Regions from separate parts of the Homo sapiens genome. Here region 2 is linked to region 1. A link is an interaction called in ENCODE POLR2A ChIA-PET data of the cell type or tissue named here. Cell type or tissue: Panc1. All regions are shown on one strand. Each heading gives the region's core, and the rest is flanking DNA. Links, peaks and the distances in the headings are about the cores only.

The links. Peaks named below come from ENCODE experiments on the same cell type or tissue, not always from the same donor. Only the 100,000 strongest peaks of a DNase experiment are listed, where the experiment ranks them.
Region 2: POLR2A ChIA-PET joins it to region 1 with 6 read pairs; 3 of 35 experiments call an interaction of 5 or more read pairs at or near these places.

What each region holds. Positions count from the first base shown.
Region 1 is chr11:74,137,594-74,145,532 of GRCh38, reverse strand. C2CD3 (C2 domain containing 3 centriole elongation regulator) reads left to right here. Exons shown (of 33, transcript NM_001286577.2): 4 at 5,705-5,928; 5 at 6,566-6,813. Among named protein-coding and RNA genes, the nearest start is that of C2CD3, 29 kb to the left of the region's middle. RefSeq lists a silencer at 6,615-6,909 and an enhancer at 6,615-6,909. In Panc1, for the core only: no CTCF peak of the experiment used is centred there; no DNase peak of the experiment used is centred there; H3K27ac peaks cover 2,500 bases.
Region 2 is chr11:74,480,533-74,488,471 of GRCh38, reverse strand. It overlaps the pseudogene CYCSP27 and the pseudogene LOC107984356. Among named protein-coding and RNA genes, the nearest start is that of LIPT2-AS1, 8.9 kb to the left of the region's middle. In Panc1, for the core only: no CTCF peak of the experiment used is centred there; no DNase peak of the experiment used is centred there.

The DNA.
Region 1 (7,939 bases), core at 2,994-5,493:
AAAAGAAACTATCAACAGAGGCAACCTACAGAATAAGAGAAAATATTTCCAAGCTATACATCTGACAAAGGTCTAATATCCAGAATCTATAAGGAACTTAAAGAAATGTACAAGCAAAAAATAACCCCATTAAAAAGTGGGCAAAGGACATGAACAGACACTTTTCAAAAGAAGACATACATGCGCCAACAAACGTGAAAAAATGCCCAATATCACTAATCATTAGGGAAGTAAAAATCAAAACCACAGTGAGAATGGCTTACACCAGTCAGAATGGCTATTATTAAAAAGTCAAAAAATAACATATGCTGACAAGATTGCAGAGAAAAGCGAATGCTTATACACTGCTGGTGGGAGCATAAATCAGTTCAACCGTTCTGGAAAGCAGTGTGGCGATTCGTCAAAGATCTAAAAACAGAACTACGATTTGACCCAGCAGTCCCACTACTGAGTATTGTAAGAATTTGCCAGTAAAGTGATCTGGACCTGAAGATTTCTTTTTCAGAAGGTTTTACCTAAAAATTAAATTTAAAAAATAATTATAGCTTTAAATAATTATACTTTTAGGGTACATACCCAAAGGACTATAAATTGTTCTATCACAAAGACATATGCACATGTTATGTTCATTGCAGCACTATTCACAATAGCAAAAACATAGAATCAAGCTGAGTGCCCATCAATGGTAGACCGTTAAGAAAATGTGGTACGTATACACTATGGAAAACTATGCAGCCATAAAAAAGAATGAGATCATGTCCTTTGCAGGACATGGATGGAACTGGAGGCCATTATCCCTAGCAAACTAACGCAGGAACAGAAAACCAAGCACCACACGTTCTCACTTACAAGTGGGAGCTAAATAATGAGAACAGAAGAACAGAAATAGAGGAACAATAGACACTGGGACCTACTTGAAGGAGGAGAGTGGGAAGAGGGAGAGGTTCAGAACAAAAAACCTGTCGGGTACTGTGCTTAGTACCTGGGTAATGAAATAATCTGTACACCAGACCCCCACGTCATGAGTTTACCTATATAACAAATCTGCACATGTACCCCGAACCTAAAATTAAAATTTTTTTAAAAAAGAAAAACTGTACATATTGTGTGCCAAAAAAGCTTATTGGCACTAGAGAAGCTTTGGGGAGCTGGCAAGCTCTTTTTGATGAGTGACCCTCTCATTGGTAGGTGAAACTGCTCTGAGGGTTACAGCAGGCCATTTCTGCATCCAGGCTTGCAGAGAATTGCATTGTTGGAGCAATCTATATACCCTGAGCCCTTTTTTTCCCCTGGCCCCTCAACTGATTTAGTTGGATATGATAAGAAGGACCCAATTTGTATAATGAACTTTCACATTCTCTTCCACAAAGAAATATGCTTTTTTCTTTTGTTTGTTTTGAAATTAATGTCTCTTGTTCTCTTTCATGAACACAAATATTTCACTTTCCTTTTGATTCTACTGTAAGAAAGACAGCAGCCTATAGCACCCATAGATATTAAGGAAATACTGTGAACAACTCTACACATATTAATTTGACAACTTAGATGAAATGAGCCAATTCTTTAAAAACTGTAAACTACCAAAACTCACTCAAGATCAAATAGATAACCTGAATAAAATGATAATTATTTTTAAATTTAATTTTTAGCTTAAAACCTTCTGAAAAAGAAATCTCCAGGCCCAGATCACTTTACTGGCAAATTCTTCCAAACATAAAGGAGAAAACAGTTATTTTAAGGCCTGCATCACCTTAATACCAAAACCAGAGGGCAATATAAGAAAAGTATAGAACAATATCCTTAATGAACCTAGACTTAAAATTTTTCAACGCAATTTTAGTAAATTGAGCCAGGCATGGTGGCGTGTGCCCATAATTTCAGCTACTCAGGAAGCTGAGGTGGGAGAATCACTTAAGGCCAGCAGTTTGAGACCAGCCTGGGAAACAGAGCAAGACCCCTAAAATATATAAAATATATATTAAATATATATATATATAAATATATAAAATAAAATTAGCTTGATGTGGTGGTGCACACCAGTAATCCCAGCTACTTTGGAGGCTGAGACAGGAGGATCACTTGAGCCCAGGAGTTCAAGGTTACAGTGAGTTATGATCACACCACTGCACTCCAGCCTGGGTGACAGAGCGAGACCCTGTCTCTAAATTTAAAAAATAATAAGCATTGTTAAATAGTTGACTTTTTAAAAAATGCTGCATTGACCAACATGATTGTGAAAATTATACTTACTAATTTGCTCTCTCTGATACTGATACATGTTGTAGATATAGTAGATAATTGTAGGCAACTTATTGTTAAAGCGAACCTTGAGTCGTTGCTAGAAGACTGATGAGTGTCCTTAAGGTTGTTCTCTTACGGATGTGAGAAGCATATGGTACATTCTTGGTATATGTGGATGGCGTGGGCTTTGGAAGAGGGGTGATATATTTAAGTGATAGAATGATGGTCTAGAGATAGCACCAAAAAGGCAAAAGTTAACTCCCTTTAGCCTGGCAAGTGTAGGTGGTTTCTATTGGAAGAGACTTTGAGGAAATGGGGACATTTAAAGAAAAAAATGTTTCATTAAAGTGGTAAAGTAATTTGTATAAAATAGAAATTCTACAGGACTCAGTGAAGGGATTGGCAGAGGAGTGAGCACCAGGATGAATCATGATTGGGGAGGCAAATGATTGAGGTGGACAGGAATGAAGATCTGGGAGCTAAATGCAACAGGAGGGTTAAAGTAGATGGTCTCTTGGACGGCTAGGAATTGACAGAACATTCTTCTGTTTTATACCGTCAAAGTTTGACCAATACTTTTCCCTCTGCCTCTAATGTTCTACTTCCATCCCCCTCAGCTTTTTCTGCCTCATTCGTATTTAAGATTCTAAGCTCAAATGTTTGTATTTCACTCCTGGAAATCATCCCTGGCACTCCTTCCTCACCTTTTCCCCAGCCTCAGACCCCTTCTTAGCATTCCCATACCACCTAGTACACATCCTTATCTTAAAACTTACTATTTTATATTAAAATTACTTTTTTGTTAATTGTTTATTTATCAGTAGAAACTATTTCTTAGCCCACATATTCATGTTTCATAGTTCAGGAACACAAATCAGTGACAAACTTCTACGTAATTTAGCCCAAAGAAATTCTTTGTATTTCAAAATCACTTTGTATTCCGAAAGATATCAGCCTTCTTCATCTCCTCACAATCTTTCATGGAATCATAATTTCTGAAGAAATCTGTGTGTGCCTTCTTTCTTGGTTTAGCCACAGCAAACAGAGAGAGATCTGTAACCCCCAGGGATACAGCAAATGTTCCAACAATATGAAATTGCAACCATATCTAAGGTTTTTGCCAAAGCACTAGAAGCCGTAGTCATTGTACTTGATAGGTATGTCACCACTGCCCTTCCTGGCCGATAGAGAAATGGAAAAATTACTTTTTTTTCTAACTTCCTCTACAAAATACTATGATCCTCTGAGGCAGAGGGTGTTTTTGTGGGGGAGGAGGGGGTTATTTTTTTTGAAACAGAGTCTTGCTCTGTTGCCCAGGCTGTAGTACAGTGGCACAATCATAGCTCACTGCAGCCTCAATATCCGGGGCTCAAGCAGTCCTCCTGCCTCAGCCTAGCGAGTAGCTAGGACTTCAAGGTACATGCCACCATGCCCAGCTAATTTTTTTTTTTAAATTTTTTGTAGTGACAGGTTCTCACTATGTTGCCCAGGCCAGTCTCAAATTCCTGGGCTCAAGCAATCCTCCTACCCCTGCCTCCCAAAGTGCTGGGATTACAGTGTGAGTCCCTGTTTTAGTCCTCTGTTTTCCTCAGGGAGGTAGCACAGAGCCTGGCACAGAGCTGGTATCAACAAGTATTTGTTTAACTAAACAAAGGAGTTAGGCCACTGTGTTTTGATTGTAAGATGGGCGTGGCAAGTGTCTGGACTTTCTCTGACTCTTTATTCAAGGGCCAATGGCAGTACAGGCCTATGAGTTAAAGCAAACTCTGTGGCCAGTCAGCAGTTCATTGTTAAGGCCAGGAACACTACCTTTATCCTCAGTGTCTCCTTTGTTTCTAGAATGCAGAGGCAGTCTTTGGCAAGTGATGAATGGTAAGGGAACACTTCCTGGCATTTATGTTTGAGCAACCAGGATTTTATGTGATGCTGTTAACAGTGATCACTGCACATAGTATTCATCCCACCGCATTGCTGTCATTTGTCTTTGTACAAAGATCTTCATGATGAATAGATTTGAAGGACTTTATATTATGGTTCATGAACAGAATTCTCATCAAGACCCAGGCATGTTTTATTGAGTTTGTGCCTTGGCAGTTCTTCTGGATAAAATATTTCATTGACCTTCCCAGAGACATCGTAAAACATCTAACTGCAGTTTTTCATTTTTGTGTTAGGGCATTCATTATTTGACGGTCTTTGGGTGCTTAAACAATTCCTTCTGCTTTCTTTGTCATTGAAACTGAACTTTCAGCGCTACTATTCTTTTCCTTTGGAGTATATCCTTCACTTTCTTCCTTAAGGTTTTGCTTCAAAACTCCATTTTATTTTTCATTCCTCCATTAGGCGTTTCTCCATTGGGATTTTCAGAGGACTAGAGAGTCTTTTCACAAAGAACTTGAACTCACAGGAAGGAGATGATAAGGAAACTTAAAGTAATTACCTTTTCATCTTAGTTGTCCTCCCTCCTCACCCCTCTTCATCTCCAGCATAGAACTAGGACCTTATTTTTCCCAAGCAACTAATAATAAGAATGCAGAAAATGTTATGTCCTTCTTTTATTCATCAGACCATTAGCATTATTAGGCATATTAGACTTGCATACTATTTATACACACACTATGCTAAGTAGTCGATAGAAAAATGAAGAAGATAGCCCGTGCTTCAAGGAATGCATAATCTAATCAGGATGATGAATGAAAGGTCGCAAGTACCTTCTCCAAGTCTTTGCTTTAAAAAAAAAGAATCTTCGAATTAGGGTAATATACTTTCCTGATGGCCTTGTATAATCACATTATCTTCTCTATATGAGGAACTTAGCACAGTTACTGGCCTGTAGTAAAAGGTTCAGTAAATGGTGATTATGCTAATGGATAGATACAGATTAAGTAGAAACATGAAGAAGGCAGTGGACATGGCATCTCTACTTAGACGTAAAGAAGGAATACTGGGGGAAATTGTATATACAAAGGCATAAAGCAATGAAATATAAGGTACATTTAGAGAACCATAAGTAATTGGTCTATTGGAACAGAGGGATGAAGGAAGGAAGCTTAGTAAGAGATGAGGCTTCCAAGGTAGGCAGGAATTTAGACAATTAATGGGGGACATTAATCTTGTAAGGAATGGGGGACATTCCTTACAATCCTGTAGGGAATGGGGGACATTCCTTACAATCCTGTAGGGAATGGGGGACATTCCTTACAATCCTGTAGGGAATGGGGGACATTCCTTACAATCCTCTAGGGAATGGGGGACATTCCTTACAATCCTGTAGGGAATGGGGGACATTCCTTACAATCCTCTAGGGAATGGGGGACATTCCTTACAATCCTCTAGGGAATGGGGGACATTCCTTACAATCCTGTAGGGAATGGGGGACATTAATTAATATTAAGCAGGGGAGTCTTAAAATTAGTTAATCAATGCTAAAGAAAATTTCTCATATACTACCTGTCTCTCTTAGGTCTCACTTGCCCTGGAACCTCTGTCAGAAACTTACGACAGCTACCATCCACTTCCTACCACTGACATGACAGAAAATGTGCTTTTATCTAAGCAGGGATTCAGAGAGAATACTGAACCCAGCAGTACCCAGTTTCAGGTTCCATCAAGGCCTCGCGACATACATACCATCAAAATTGATGGAAAAGAGTTAGCAGCCAACAGCAGTAGATCAACCACTCCGAGGTAATTACCATACCTAATACCAGTCAATCTGTCAGTTAACTGCACTGTAGTTGTGATTTCTGTCTTTCATTTATGGTTGAGTAAAAGATTAACAGCAGAGAGAGGCACAGTCCTCATTTAGCAGATAACTGTGAAGCACCCACTCTGGTCCTGGTTTGATACTAGGTGCTGGGCCTAGAAATAAGTAAGACATGATTTCTGTTTTCCAGGACTACTCACAATCTAGCGGAGAAGCCAACATACAGATAAATGACTAAATGATATCCAGATGCAGGACAGATGTTCATGAGGGAAAAGAGGGACAGGGAGCTATTCTGTGAAACAGAATGGAATAAGAATCAGGTTTTTGTTTTAAGTAATTATTTATGAAGCATTTGCTTTGTGTCAGGCTCTGCTGAGCTCTTCGTTTTATTGTCTCATTTAAGCTATGACTCCCTCACTGTAGGTAAAGCATCTATTATTTCTATAATTTGGGAGATGAAAAAGAGATTTACAAAGTTGTATTGCAAATAAGTCACGCTTTTTGAGGTCCAAACTACCTTGCCAAAACCACTGGTCTACTTTCTGTCTCTGACAAAATAGAATGTTACCATAATAGATTATATATTGCTGATGTTCTCCCTTTTTAAAAAAACAGGGGAAAAGACCATGTATGCTTTGCAGAGAACCCTGATACAATAAAGGATTCTTCCTTTGGACTACAGCACAGTCTTAATTCAGGACAGAGTTTAGAGTCTGTAACTCTGAAAGGCAGAGCTCCACGGAAGCAGATGTCCCTTCTGAACAGTTCTGAATTCCAGCCTCAAATTAGAACAGTTGCCAAGAGTCACAGTGACTCATGCATTCTTTCTTCAAACAACCTCCCTACCAAGGATCTTCTTTCAGGTATGTATGTATTTGTGAACTGAGTCAGACTAAACTACGTTTATGGGATTGCTCTGCTTGTTAGCCAGCCTACAAAGAGAACCAAGACTCTTGTTTGAACTAAGTCAAATAAAAACAGGCAGTCTTGCTAGAGTCCAGCATCTCACACCATTTAAAGACAGCCGTATTAAACCACCAAGGTATTTCTGAATAATTACTCAGTGCTTATAATTGTAAGTTTGGGGAAGGAATCGTTTAAAAGGAATTGGATATGAGGGGAAAACCTTTATCATAGAAAAGGATTAGTCCTTACTTTGTCCCAAATAATTCAAGGCAGGTAAGGTTTTTGTCTCGTGATCAGCATTTATTTATCCCACTGTATGGAGACTAGTACAAAATCCATTTCACATTCTGAAAACTCTTAGTCTTAGTGAGAACGTTCAGTACACAGCTGCTGATCTTAATCCTGGGAATTAAATAATGACTGTGGCCAAATAGAAGAAGAAAGGAGACAGTTTACCCTTATAAGGGCTTAGACAGAAATAAAAAAGCAAACAGGAACAGAATTAGATTACCTCATGTTAAGGAGTGGTATAATAAAAGCAGTTGACTTACATTACACTGTAATGGTCAACCATGTATCTCTTTGACCTCAAGATCATAACAGGAATTTGTCTACATCCCTACAAGTAAAATTTCCAAAATTAAAATATCTGTAGCATCAGAAAAGTCTTTTAAATAACTATTTGGGTACATAATTTACATTCTTAAGGACATTTTGTAAAAGAACAAAAACATTTTGTTTATAGTTTTTCAACTGAATTGTCTTAGATTCCCTACTTTAAAAAATACACGGGCCGGGCACGGTGGCTCACGCCTGTAATCCCAACACTTTGGGAGGCTGAGGCGGGCAGATCACTTGAGGTCAGGAGTTCGAAACTAGCCTGGCCAACATGGTGAAACCCTGTCTCTACTAAAAATACAAAAAATTAGCTGGGTGTTGTGGTAGGTGCCTGTAGTCCCAACTACTCAGGAGGCTGAGGCAGGAGAATCGCTTGAACTCAGGAGGCAGAGGTTGCAGTGATCCAAGATGGTACCACTGCACTCCAGCCTGGGCAACGGAGCAAGACTCTGTCTCAAAAAGAAA
Region 2 (7,939 bases), core at 2,227-4,726, 340 kb before region 1:
GACCCATCACAGTATTGGTTTTATATCGTAGTCATGGGGAGCCCTTTAAGGAAGGGCCATGACTTACTCATTCCTGTGTCCCTGGCCCCTGGCTCAGGGCCTGGCACAGAATAGGCAGCAGAAAATATATGATAGTTTTTAATCTTCACCAAATATTTCTGGCTCTCTGCTTTCTGGACACATGGCAGGATTGTGCTTTGTGGCCCCAACATGGGTGAGTAGGAGCAAGGTTAACTTCTTTTGGTTAATTTATGAATGGAGGTGGCATGTCACTTCTGAGCTGGAGCATTGACTAGCTGGTGCCAGGCCCTTCAGAGTTTCCCTCTGGAACAGTGACCAACAACACTGAAGATGGTGGCTGCTTCCTGAGGGACTGCAATGATCAGAGCCCCCTGCTGACGATGGACATGCATTGGAGTTCAGCCACTTACATGTCACAGCACAACCTAGCCTGCTATAACTAATGTAATTGTTTATATTAATCAGAACTCTTATATTTGTAAGTGTAGAAACCCAATTCTAACATAAGCCAAAAAAAAGAACAAGGGTGGGGGTTATTGGAAAAGGTACTGGAGTCTCATAGAATCCAAGAGTAAGGCAGCAGCTGAAGAACAGAACCAGAGTGTGAAGCTCTTTAGGAACTTAGGTAGTCTTTTCCCTCCCACTCTCTGTCATGCTTTGTGGCATGTGTTTGCTTCATTTTGTCTCGCTTCAGTCCAGCTTTCTCTATTTCCCAGGCCACCTGGTAGAAAATGGCTGCTGCTGCTCCTGCCACTGCTGCTGCTATCCATGAATGTTGGGGTAGAGTCAAGGTTTCTTATTTGAGCAGCTGGGTGGATGGATGCTAAAGATACTGCTGGGATGGAGAACACCAGATAAGGATCAAGTTTGGAGAGGAAGATGATGAGTTCAGTTTTTAATAAATCAAGTTTGAGATACTCATGGGAGAGGCAAGCAGAGAGAGCCAAGAGGCAGTTGGGTCTGGAGCATGAGTGGGATGAGTGAAGGTTTAGGTGCAGAAGCTCTAACAGAGGAGAGCAGAGGACTGATAAATGTGAGACATAGGCTGTGTGAGGCACAGGCTGGCAAGGAGGAGTAGGCCAAGTAGACCGAGAAGTAGAGAATAAGTGGTGCAGGGACACAGAATGGGACATTATGACCGTCTCATCCTCTGGCAGTCTCTTCCTCTGGCAACCCGGCAAGATAGGCAAGGTTGTTTTATGGATGAGAAAACCAAGGCTCCGAAAGGCCAAGTGCCTTGTGAGAGGTCATGTTGTTGATAAGGGCAGGGTGAGTCTGGGCTCCCAGTGTGGGCTCTGAAGGGCAAGTGAGGCAGGCCTGCAGGAGGAGCCCCCAGGAACAGGTGGTCAGTGGGTAGGCAAAGCAGGAGGATGTAGAACAGGAGGCCAGAGTTAGGCTGAGGTCTAGCTGTGGCATCAGGTCAGGCTACTGCTGTGGGTTCCTGGCTCTCCTTCCTGCTTGGACAGATCCCACCTCCGGTTTCCCACTGGGGCCTTTCCTTAAGGAAGGAAGCTGAGCGTATGAAGGAGGATATTTAACACCCTGGCTTTCCTCCTTTGAAAAAGCCTCTTCTTGTTTGTTCAGAGTCTTTTCCTCAAAATAAACAGATTGTCCAGAGTCTGGTGAATGAGTGCTGAGGGTGAGGACGTGACCAACTGCAGTTACTAGTCCAGTGTCTTGTTCCCCCACTGAGGCTGGCAGGAAACTGAACAGAGCCAGCTCTGGCAGCGTGATCAGGTATCAGGCACCTCGCTTTGTGTAAAAGTCTCTGACAGGGTGTCCCTATGTTGCCCAGGCTGGTCTCGAACTCCTGGGCTCAAGAGATCCTCCTGTCTCAGCCTCCCGAAGTGCTAAGTAGGATTACAGGCACGAGCCACCACACCTGGCTGTAAAAATGTACTTATTCTCCAGCCTCTTTTGTATAAACCATAGTAAGGGATGGGAGTAATGATGTTATCTGTGAAAATCGCCACCATTTACCCATAAGACAAAACTTGTTAAAGCCTCCTGAGTCTAACCTAGTGTATCAGGCCATTTTTCACACACAAAAACATCCTTTTCAGGATTTAACGGAATCTATTGTTTCCCCTAGGTTGAAAAACAACTCGAAGACGCTTTAAAGTACCTTCTTGGGCTGGGTTACATGGTTCCCAGCCTAGGTTTCAGAATTTTGCTTAAGGCTAGTTTTAGAAACCCTTGAATTCAGAAAAGTTAATTCAGAAATTTGATAAACAGAACTATTTAAAAACTAACTGGAAAGATTATATGTTCTTTCTGAATTATTCAGAAATTATGCATCATTTTCTTTCAAGAATGACAGGGTCAGAATGTGGAATTCCAAGATAGCTCTTGACTTCCTCTCAAGCTCCATGTGTGGTCAGTGGAGGCCCATGCGAGCTCAGCATGTGTACTAAGAAGTGTTAGTTTCTTTGGGGCCCATCTACCCTGACCACATCATGATGTTCATCTGCAGCTATTGCAAGGTGTTCAGATTGTGTAAATACAAATGGCATAAAAACTTTAAAAGAAGCGCAATTCTGGAAAGATTAGGTGGACTAAAGCATTTTGTAAAGCAACTGGTAATAATGAGCTTACAGTGGGTAATTCATTTGAATTTGAAAAATACAGAAATGAGCCTGTCAAATACCGGCAAGAACTATGGAATAAAACTACTGATGCAATGAAGACAGTTGAAAAGATCAAACAAATGCTAAGCTAAATTTATAATGAACAAATTGAAGAAAAAAAAGGACTACAGAAAGTTCAGGACATCAAAGAAGTCAGGCAAAACTCATCTTGACACCTCTTGCAGGCAAAGGAAAGCAGCTGGAAGAAAAGGTGATACAACAGTTATAACAGGATGCAGACACGGAAGAGGTTTCCTAAAAATCTCATTGTCTATAACCGTTTCTATATTTACATTTGAAAATCTCCTTTGGAGACTTAGAACCTCTAAATTATTGACTTATTTTTTATATAAGGTCACTCAAATGAAAGGTGATTAAAAAATCATCTACATTGCTGTCTACAAAACATCAGACAATATGGATGTTAGATTGCATCTCATTGTTAACTCTTTACTGATAGATATGTTTGTAAATATGGAAGTGAAATGTGGGCATAAAATGGTTATGCTATTTGGTTAATGGTACTAGGCAACATTTCTGTAATTAATGACATTCAAAAATTTATGGCTAGTGATATATATAAAGTAAAATTTTCTTTGCAGTAAAATATGCCTTTTATTGTTATAGAAGGGAGGATATAAGGAACCAACAGTTTGTATGAAAATAGCTCAAATAATATCTTCTATTTTGATTTTAGTATTTCTTATTTTGGTTTATTAGCATCTTAGAACAAAATGGCCTTATATAATGAAGCCCAGTTATGCTGGACTGTTTTTGACCTGTTTTAATTGTTCTGACAGATAATTGGGGATGAGGGCCAAATAGTGTTTGCCTGAAATGACTGACACTATATAATTTCTGCTTTGGCAAATACTCAGTTCTAACTTGTGATTCCTGGTAGAACAAGCTTTATTTTTCGAGCCTAGCAGTGATCTAGAAGCAGATGTTATCTCAGTGCCTTTTAAAATTTGTTGTGTGGTTTTCTTTTAAAAAGCCACACAATAATTTTGGAAAACAATGTATGGGTAGAACATCTGTCTGTTATTTGCACACAAAACCACTTTTAATGGGTACAAAGTTAAATTAGGAGGAATATGTTCAGATGCCCTATTGCACAGTAGGGTGAGTACAGTTAATGTATTGAATGTTCTTGCTACAAATAAATGATAAATGTTTGAGTTGATGGGCATGCTAATTACACTGATTTGATCGACACACATTGTGTGTGAAACAGTACATACACCATATTTACAATTATGTATCAGTTTAACATTTTAAAAAACATTTCTAATGTAAAAAGTATGTCTCAAACTGTAGATTAACTTCTTGATTTATATTTAAATATGAATCTTAAGCAAAATAGTGAAAATAATCATCTTGATTTAGTGTTTTTCTCCCATATGTGAATTGTATATACTTAGGTGAGGACAATAAAATCAACTGAACTGTAAGCTTAGAATAGGACTGAGGGGTAATTTTGCATAGCAGCTTTACTAAGGGTACATTGTTGCTTCAAAACTCTCTCTCTCTCTCTCTCTCTCTCTCAATAAATGGCCAAAGGGATTAGTACTTTACCTTTGGAGGTCCTCAAAGCGTTATTTGGAGTTGATAATACTTCAGCTAGAACCAAGTAGAATCTGTTTTTTTCTGAGGAGTATCGGTAGCATAAATGTGATTATAAACAAAGTACAGTTAAGATGTATGTATGCAATGACTGCTATTTATACAAAATTTAAATCTGCAAATAGAATCAACATGCTTATGGGTTATTAAAATTGTCTAAATTCTTAGGTTCTTTATACTACACGTGCTGATTTACAAATAAATGATTTATTAAGTGATTTTTTAAAAAGTCTCTCTCTGAAAACTCCCATGGAAACCAGATTTTTGTAATCTAAATCTGATTTTTCAACCAAATTTTTATAATATTATCATACCATTTTATAATATCTATAAAGTTAAAAAAACTTGTACTCACATCTAACACAATCCTTTTCACTGATGTGTGTTTTCAGTATTTGATCATGAGCAGACATATTTTTATGTACTTCTAATATGTGGACAACATTTTGTATACTTTTTTTCATCATCTGTGATTTTGTTTTTAATTAAGTCTTATGATCACACATAATTTTTAAATTTGTGTATATCTCCTCTACTTTAATCCTTTTAAGTCAGCAAAAGCACCATTCCCGATCACAAATACACAAGAGTTCTACAGTTTTAGGTTTCTGAATGGCTGTTTAAAGACAATCCTAAATTACAACTTAGTCTGACTTAGATTGTAAAGAATTCAAGAGTGAGGTTTAACTTGCTACTATTTTTAAAGCATTTGACCTTATAGATCATCTATAAAATGTGAGAAGTGTTAAATAATCCTTATTTGATATTACACATAAACCACACTAAAATACCTTTCAATAAGTAAAAGGAACCATTTTAGACACAGGGAATTCAAATTAGATTGGCATAGTTAAGGCCAAAAATTTAAAGTATACATTGCTACCTTATCATCAACCCTTGCCTTTAAGAAGCAAGTGAACACAAAACACAGGTGAACCTTGCTTGGTTCTGAGACAGTGAAGGAATTTCCCAGTATTTAAATATATTTACATATCCAGTTATATTAATCTAAATATAAAACCAATCTCCAATAAGTTTTTTTTTTTTTTGAGGCGGAGTCTTGCTCTGTTGCCCAGGCTGGAGTGCAGTGGTGCGATCTCGGCTCACTGCAACCTCTGCCTCCTGGGTTCAAGCGATTCCTCTGCCTCAGCCGCCTCAGTAGAGTAGCTGGGGACTGCAGGCGTGCACCACCATGCCCGGCTAATTTTTGTATTTTTAGTAGAGATGGGGTTTCACCATGTTGGCCAGGCTGGTCTTGAACTCCTGACCTCAAGTGATCTGCCCACCTCAGCCTCCCAAAGTGCTGCGATTACAGGTGTGAGCCACCACACCCAGCCCAATCTCCAATAAGTTTTAAGATGGCATTCACCATCTTTGGAAAGTTGAACATTACTAACAAAGTCTAATCATAGCTTTAGAAGGGGTAAACGGTGATAGCATTTACTGAATCGCAATTACTATTAAAATTCAAAAAACCAAACATATTCATTTAACTACAACCCCATCTTAGTTTTAAATCAGGACTGCCCAACAAAATATTCTGTCAGTCATTCATGATCTGAATTCTGGTGTATGAGAGCTATCAAATTGTGGTACACATAAAAAAGTCATGAGACATTTCTGTTTTGTAATAAATAAGGCAGTGGCCAATTATTACTCATTAGTAGCTTTTTTGAGATAAGCTATCAAGTCTGCCCTTTCTGCCTTCTTCTTAATGTGGGCAAAGATCATTTTTGTTCCAGAGATGTACTTCTAGGGATTCTCCAAATGCTCCATCAGGGTATCCTCTCCCCAGGTGATGCGTTTGTTCTTACTGGCATCTGTTAAAGAGAATCCAATGGCCTGGACGGTGGAGATTAGGCCTCGTTTTGTCCTTGCCTTTGTTTTCCACGGTGTAGCACTGGGCATACTTCTCAGTACAAATCCTCTTGCCTTTCTCAATATCACCCATATTTAATTCTCTCTTTTGTCGCTGGCGCTAGGAAGGTTCCCACTCAGAAGCCGGACGTCCCGCTCTGTGTACTTTTTTTTTTTTTTTTTTTTTTTTTGAGATGGAGTCTCACTCTGTCGCCCAGGCTGGAGTGCAGTGGCACGATCTCTGCTCATTGCACGCTCCGCCTCCCGAGTTCACGCCATTCTCCTGCCTCAGCCTCCCGAGTAGCTGGGACTACAGGCGCCCGCCACCACGCCCGGCTAATTTTTTGTATTTTTAGTAGAGATAGGGTTTCACCATATTAGCCAGGATGGTCTCGATCTCCTGACCTCGTGATCCGCCCACCTCGGCCTCCCAAAGTGCTGGGATTACAGGGGTAAGCCACGGCACCTGGCCCTCTCTGTGTACTCTTTTAAACCAAATATCATGCTACAAACATTTTCCCACATTCCTAGTCTTTATAACTATATTTTTGAATGCCTTAATTTTTTTAACTTTGATCAATTTTTAATAGAGATAATCCATACATATGGAATAAAATTTAAAAGGTGCAGAATAGTGGCATTGAAATGTAAGTCTTGCTCCTCCCCCTCTCCCCTGTAAACCCAGATCCCTTCCCTGGAGGGCTACATAATGAAAAGTGTCTTATTTATATACTTCAGAGTTATTTTATACATATATAAGCACACATGACTATACACATTCTTTTTTGTATAGTAGCATACCCTATGCACAGTCTTGCACTTGGGTGATTGTTTCAGACCAGTTTATAAAGGGCATCCTCATTCTTTTTAGTGACTATGTAGTATTCCATTGAATGATTTACCATGACTTATTTAGTCTCTATTGAGGACATTTAGTTTATTACTAATCTTAGGCTTTTACAAACAAAGCTATAGTGAGAATTTGTGTGCATGTATGTGTGTATGTGTGTCTGTGTGTGTTTCATACATGGTGAGTACAGAGGCTGCATTTCTAGAAATGGTTTTCTGAGTCAAAGGATATGTGTATTTTAAATTTAGTAGACATTGTCATAATTGCCTTCCATAAAAGTTATACCAATTTATACTCCTGTCAGCAATATAATGATGTAATGCCTGCATTTTAAATTTCCAGCACCTTAGAAAGCTTTTTCATTTTTTTTTCAAGGCAAGTTTTAGAGCAGGAATGAAAGTTAAAAAACTTTAGAGCAGGAACAAAAGGAAGGAAAGTACACTTGGAAGAGGGCCAAGTGGGCGACTTGAAAGACAAGTGTCTTTTTTTATTTTTAAAGACTTTTTTTGTTGTTGTTGAAACAGGGTCTCACTCTGTCACCCAAGCTGGAGTGCAGCAGCATGATAATGGCTCATTGCAGCCTTGACCTTCTGGGCTAAAGTGATCTTTCCACCTCAGCCTCCTGAGTAGCTAGGACTAGCTAGGCATGTGCCACCACGCCTAACTAATTTTTTTTGTGTTTTTTTTTTCAAAGTAGAGATGAAATCTGGCTATTTTGCCAGGCTGGTCTTGAACTTCTGGCCTTAAGCAATCCTCTTTCCTCCACCTCCAAAAGCGCTGGGATTACAGGTGTTGTGTTTGGCCTTAAAGCTTTTTATTATAAAATATTTTAAACATACAATAATGAACCGTCATGCAGCTAAAGCCATCCTCAGCTCATGGCCAGATAAGTTTATCTAAACTGGTACCCACTTCCTGCCTCCCCCTGGATTATTGTGACGCGAATAACAAATATACTGTT